Linked DNA regions of Mus musculus: region 1 is linked to region 2. The links are chromatin loops, found by intact Hi-C in ENCODE. Cell type or tissue: left cerebral cortex. All regions are shown on one strand. Each heading gives the region's core, and the rest is flanking DNA. Links, peaks and the distances in the headings are about the cores only. Region 1 holds the start of Abcg4 (ATP binding cassette subfamily G member 4). Region 2 holds the start of Cbl (Casitas B-lineage lymphoma).

Evidence for each region. Peaks named below come from ENCODE experiments on the same cell type or tissue, not always from the same donor. Only the 100,000 strongest peaks of a DNase experiment are listed, where the experiment ranks them.
Region 1: it touches region 2 in a loop (6-fold over the local background); 1 of 42 quality-filtered maps calls a loop at or near these places.

The regions. Positions count from the first base shown.
Region 1 is chr9:44,286,142-44,289,036 of GRCm38, reverse strand. Abcg4 (ATP binding cassette subfamily G member 4) reads left to right here and starts at 793. Exons shown (of 15, transcript NM_138955.3): 1 at 793-1,023; 2 at 1,572-1,821. The coding sequence starts at 1,584. In left cerebral cortex, for the core only: no CTCF peak of the experiment used is centred there; DNase peaks (open chromatin) are centred at 655, 1,451 and 1,740; H3K4me3 peaks cover 2,146 bases; H3K27ac peaks cover 1,540 bases.
Region 2 is chr9:44,233,180-44,236,046 of GRCm38, reverse strand. It overlaps Cbl (Casitas B-lineage lymphoma), which reads left to right and starts at 2,001. Exons shown (of 16, transcript NM_007619.2): 1 at 2,001-2,347. The coding sequence starts at 2,159. In left cerebral cortex, for the core only: CTCF peaks have their summits at 901 and 1,798 (motif pointing right); DNase peaks (open chromatin) are centred at 1,094, 1,434, 1,829 and 2,742; H3K4me3 peaks cover 1,799 bases; H3K27ac peaks cover 1,882 bases.

The DNA of each region.
Region 1 (2,895 bases), core at 295-2,794, 53 kb before region 2:
CTCTGAGGACCCAGCCACGCTTGTAGGTGAGAGAGAATGTCCATGTCTATGAAAAGCCGTCCAAGACAGAATCTGAAGAGCTTTGTGTATGTATGGACTGCAGCCTCTTAGATCAGCCTATACTGGCTTGGAGACCTGAATCTGGCTGGTCGAATAGAATAAAGACTTTGATGGCCAAAGCAGGCTGTGACTGGGTCAAGGTTAACCTTGGAGCTGCCTGCAGGCTTTGTCATAACTACTATCCCCTGTCTCTTCATAACTAGTGTCCTCTTGAGCCCTTAGAGAGGGGGGATGTGAAGAGGCGTGAGAGGCTGTCTCAAAGTCTCAAGAATTATACATTCAAGTCCTTTGTACTTTAGGGTTGGGTGGGGCTGCGCTCCAAAGCTGAACTGCAAGAGATAAGCAATGAGGGGTTTGTGTATGCAGATAGACCGACAGCTTCCCAACCCCCCTGGGCACCTACCGCTCAAGGACCTGCCTCTCTGAGTAACATCAAGTCTCCCTCCCTTGGTGACCTCCGGGTTGACCTCAGTCCTAGGTCCAAAAAAGGGCCCCATTCGGGCCCCAACTCTGCAGGCATAGCTTTCACCACCTCCATCCTTGCTACTCGCGGAGTGAGGGGCAGTACGGGCCCTTTAAGAGCAGCAGGACCAGCGAGCAGAAGCTTGGAAGAGAACACTGCCGCCCGACTAGGTCCAGAGGACAGGCGCTGGGGACCAGACTACGAGAACCCGGCGGGTTCATCCAAGTGGGATCGCGGCGGGACCTCAACCATCTCTCCGCAACTGTGTCATCCTTTCTGACCCGAGCCCTGCCTTCCTCTACTGCCCGCCCTGGCCTAGCCCCGCCCCGGCCCGGGCCACCGGGACAGGGAGCCGGGGCGCGGGTGCCGCAGCCAGAGGCAGGTGAAGAGAGCCGGAGTGTCCACCTCCCGCGCCGCAACGCTGAGCATCCGGGTCGAACATCCCGGTTGAGCATCTCTGCTGAGCATCCTTGCGTCGCAGCGGCCGGAGACGCGTCAAGGTGACCAGGCGAGCAGGGGACAAGAGGGTCGGCTTGGAGGGTCTGGGGTCTGTCGCTGTTTGGGGGAACAGTCCGGAGGAGCGGGATGGGGAGGCCGGCCGAGGAGCGGTGCCAGTCCGTGCAGAGAGGGGCTCGGAGCCGAGGCCAGAGCCTCCCCCGGCCCACCCTGTGCCTCCTAGCTTCCCCGACCTCCGAGCGGGTGGTTACCCTCGCCCGGCCCCCAGGGACTGCTTGTCTGTGGGGTAAGGAGATTAAGGCCGCGGCGGGGAGGGAGGAGCGGGCACAGCTTCGATGGGCCAGGCGAGCAAGGCCAGGCTGAGACTGCCAAGGAACGAGGCGAGGTCGCAACTGAGTGTCACTGCACCACCGGGTGTGTGCTGCCCGAGTGCATAAGACCCGGCGGGAAAAGGGGTGCGGACAGTTGGGGGATCTGCCCGGAGAAGGAGGCTGGGGTGGGAGGAGTGGAGGCGGGGCAGCATCGGAAAGCTATGGCGCCTTGAGCAAGGGCTGGAGGGTCTGCCCGGAGCTAAGCAGGCCCTCTCCTGCAGGCCGGCTGCGTGATGGCGGAGAAGGCATTGGAGGCCGTGGGCTGTGGACTGGGCCCTGGGGCTGTGGCCATGGCTGTGACACTGGAGGACGGGGCAGAGCCCCCTGTGCTGACCACGCACCTAAAGAAGGTGGAGAACCATATCACAGAAGCACAGCGCTTCTCTCACCTGCCCAAGCGCTCTGCTGTGGACATCGAGTTCGTGGAACTGTCCTATTCCGTGCGGGAGGGGCCCTGCTGGCGCAAACGGGGTAGGTGGCAGCCCCATGGGACTCTCCCTGAGTTGCCTTTCCAGGAGCATAAGTCCTGGGGATACCCTACTCTGCGAGCTTTGTGGGCCCTAACCCTCACTGCACAACTGCAGTTGAGGTACAAGATCCCTGCTCCCCACATCTGCCAGCACTATGGGAGTTCAAACAGCTATTGAAGCTTTTTCTTCTAAATAGACCCTATGACCTCTCAATCTCTCAGTCTCTCTCAGTCTTCTCTCTCTCAGTCTCTTCTCTCTCTTAGTCTTCTCTTTCTCAGTCTTCTCTCTCTCTCAGTCCTCTCTCTCTCTCAGTCCTCTCTCTCTCTCTCTCTCTCTCTCTCTCTCTCTCTCTCTCTCTCTCTCTCTCTCTCTCCCTGCCTGTGAAGGTCGGTTTGGGGAAGGGGACCACTCTATCTGTGGAGGCTGTTTTCAAGGTCCAACAGTATCCTTACACCTATTTTTAAAGATGTTCTCATTCCAGCCATCTTACTCCATTCTCGAATTGCCACAGTCCCTGGAATCGGGAGGGGTGGGGATCAGACAGAAGGGATGTCATGTTCGTGTTACCAATGAGGAAACTGGGACTTGGGGAAGTTGAATAACCTGACCAATGTCCCCCTGCTAGTAAGAGGCAGAGCAGAGCCCAAAGCCTAGAAACACTGGAGTTCCCCCATCCTCCTCTCTCCTCCCCATCAGGACAGGTTTCCTAGAGCCCCCCACAAGTGCCTAATCCAATAGCTGGGCTGGGAGCCTAGAGGTTGGGCTGGGTTTGCTTCCCAGAGCTGGGTGTGGGCTAGGGGTGGGGCTGAGACGATGTCCTCTCTGGCTTAAGAAATAGCTTTGGGGTGCTTCAGAACAGGGCTCAGCATCAGCTGTCTCTACATGTTTGCTCATTTCCATAGGCGACCAAAGGGCACTGTGTGTGTGTGTGTGTGTGTGTGTGTGTGTGTATGAGAGAGAGAGAGAGAGAGAGAGAGAGAGAGAGAGAGAGAGAGAGAGAGAGAGAGAGAGAGAGAGAGAGAGAGAGCTAGTGGACTAGGCATCTGGGCTCCTAAACCTGAGCTGTCTCTTTCAG
Region 2 (2,867 bases), core at 368-2,867:
ACTGTGTGACTTGGTAAGCTATCCAGCATAGAGTCTATGTATCATGAAGTAGTTTACAACTTTAAGTAAGATTGTGACTGTTAATTTTATTACAGATGAAACAGTGGGGAGGGTTCAAAGGTTTGGTTTGCGTGTGTGTGTGTTTCTGTCAGGCTACACTTTAGGAATGGTGACAGGATGAAGTGTCAGTGTCAGTGAAGAGGGTTTCAAAAGTCTGGGAGAGTAAGAAGGAAGGCCTGCAATTAGGGAGGGGCACAGGCCTTACCAAGTTTTGATGGTAATTTTAGAGTGCTGCCTATATTTTTCTTTGGTAGATTCTTCTTTTTTTTTTTTTTTCTAGGTAGAAAATGATAAAAATCTGGGCAGAGTGATACATGCCTATGATCCCAGCACCCAGGAGGCAGAGGCAGGAGCATCTTTGTGAGTTTATGGCCAGTCTGTTCTACATAAAGAGTTCCAGGATAGCCAGGACTACATAGAGAGACCCTGTCTGAAAACAAAAACCCCAAGCTCAATACCACCAACAAAAACAAAACAAAGAAATAAAAGGCAGGCTATTGACATGAAATGATAATACAGGTTCAAAAAGGTCTTAAAGATGACTGACTTGCAGCCGGGCGTGGTGGCGCACACCTTTAATCCCAGCACTTGGGAGGCAGAGGCAGGTGGATTTCTGAGTTCGAGGCCAGCCTGGTCTACAGAGTGAGTTCCAGGTCAGCCAGGACTACACAGAGAAACCCTGTCTCGAAAAAAAAAAAAAAAAATGACTGATTTGCAACCCAAAGTTGTGGGACTGAATAATTCTGGTGTTCAGAGACTGTTTTCTTTCTTCAAGTACTGGACAAGTTCAACAACCTACCAGCCAAAGGCTTGGTGGCAGAACTGAGTACTTAATGTCACCAAATGGTTTTGGAGCTAAAAAAATATTAGCAAACCAAGGTTGGGTACTTTCTTCTTCTTTGGAAAAGAAGTTCCTATTTTCAAAGTACTTCTAGTGAAGTCTGAAGATTAGGGAAGTGAAGGTGTCCGGGAGCTGAATTTCTGTTCCCTCCATGCAAGTGGCTCACAGCCTCTGTGGGCGGGGCCTCGTGCCGCCAGCGCATTCCGCTGAGCAATAGAATATCTTTAAAGTACATATTCAGTTCCCAGAAAAGGAATTGCTCTTCAGAAAGAAAAAGATCAAAAGGAAGTTACTTGTTTTAAAAAGGTTAAAAAGTCTGGAAGAAGCGCGTGAGACGCGAGTGTCCTTAACCTTAAACCTTTATGTGACTTAGTCTGCAAAAAGCTGCAGCAACTGAATTCCCAACCTTTGAGGGTTATAAATACCAAGGCGATTTTTAATCCCTGCGCTCGGGAGGTAGAGGCATGTGAATCTCTGTGAGTTCAGAGCCACCCTGGTCTACACAGCGAGTTCCAAGGCAGCCAGGGCTACATGGTGAAACAAGATGGTGGAATAGGGATATAGCTCAAGGTGGGGTACTTGTCTAGGATGTGTGAGGTCGTAGGTTCAATTCCAATCACCACAAAAATAAAAACACTAAGGGGAAGAAAACGAACTTTGGCTTTCTTTTTCCATCTTTCCACAAGATGAGGCAGATAACTCGAAGCTCAATATCCACATTTAGAAGACTCCTTCCATCCCTACCCGTCTTAATCCGAGCACAGCCATGACTCAACTCCCGGAGGCAACAAGCCCAGGCCACAACGAACATGGACGGCCAGGCTTCTCTTCTGCCTAGTGCGCAGGTTCTACCTTGGACCCCACCTCTTTCCTTCCATTCCTCTCTTCTCCAGCAGAGGGCGCAGGCACTGAGTTTTCTTTGGGCTCCGCCCCGCCCGTCCCAGTGGGTCAGGGCGGGAGCAGTGGGCGCGGAAACTTGGTCGAGGCTTTCCGGGAGCCGCGGGGCACGCGGGTGCACGCGAGCTCGTGCGCGCGTTGGGGGTCGCCGCGGCGTGCCGTGCTTGCCCGTCTCCGGCGCGCGCCCCCGCGTTGCGCCGGCCGCGCTCGCGCCCGCGCAGGGGCGCGCCTCAGGGCGGGCGCCTCCCTCTCACTCCCTGGGCTGCGAGCGCCGGCGGTGGTTGCCGGAGAGGCCCCTCCTTCTCGCCCGGCTCCATTCCCTCGCTCGCGGCCGAGCGGGCTCCCGACCCTCCGCTGGCCATGGCCGGCAACGTGAAGAAGAGCTCGGGCGCCGGCGGCGGCGGCTCTGGGGGCTCGGGAGCGGGCGGCCTGATCGGGCTCATGAAGGACGCCTTCCAGCCGCACCACCACCACCACCACCTCAGCCCGCACCCTCCCTGCACGGTGGACAAGAAGATGGTGGAGAAGTGCTGGAAGCTCATGGACAAGGTGAGCGGCCTGCGGGCGCGCGCGGCGCCGGGTGGGCGTGGGCGGTGGGGCGCCAGGGAGGGCTGCCGTTGGCAGTTGGGAACGTTGAGGTGTGGGGGAGCCAGACAAAGATGGGGTGGGGGCTGGGGGAGGGCTGGTCACCGCGCCACCCGGGCGGAAGTGCGATGGGGGTGCGGAGCTTGGGGATGTGGGTCGTCGAGTGAGCCCCGGGAGGTGGGCCTGGGGTGCTGGGGGTGGGATGTGTGTTGGATCTGCCGGCTACGGCTCCGGGTTTGGAAGAGGAGTCGCCCTGGGTGAGGGACTTGGGTTCAGGAGGCGGCCCGGCTGACTGCGGTCAGGGTGAGCTTATAGTTTTTTCTCATTAAGATGTAGCACACAGATCAAAGAAAAAGAGGTGGGTTTAAATGGGGGCAGGGAAGGAAGGAACTTCCCTTCTCCGCTAAGGATGGCTTAAGTTTTTGTCTTGCAAAGTGTTGGATGTAATCCATCGCTGCTGCTGAGATAGGCACTGGTTAAACCA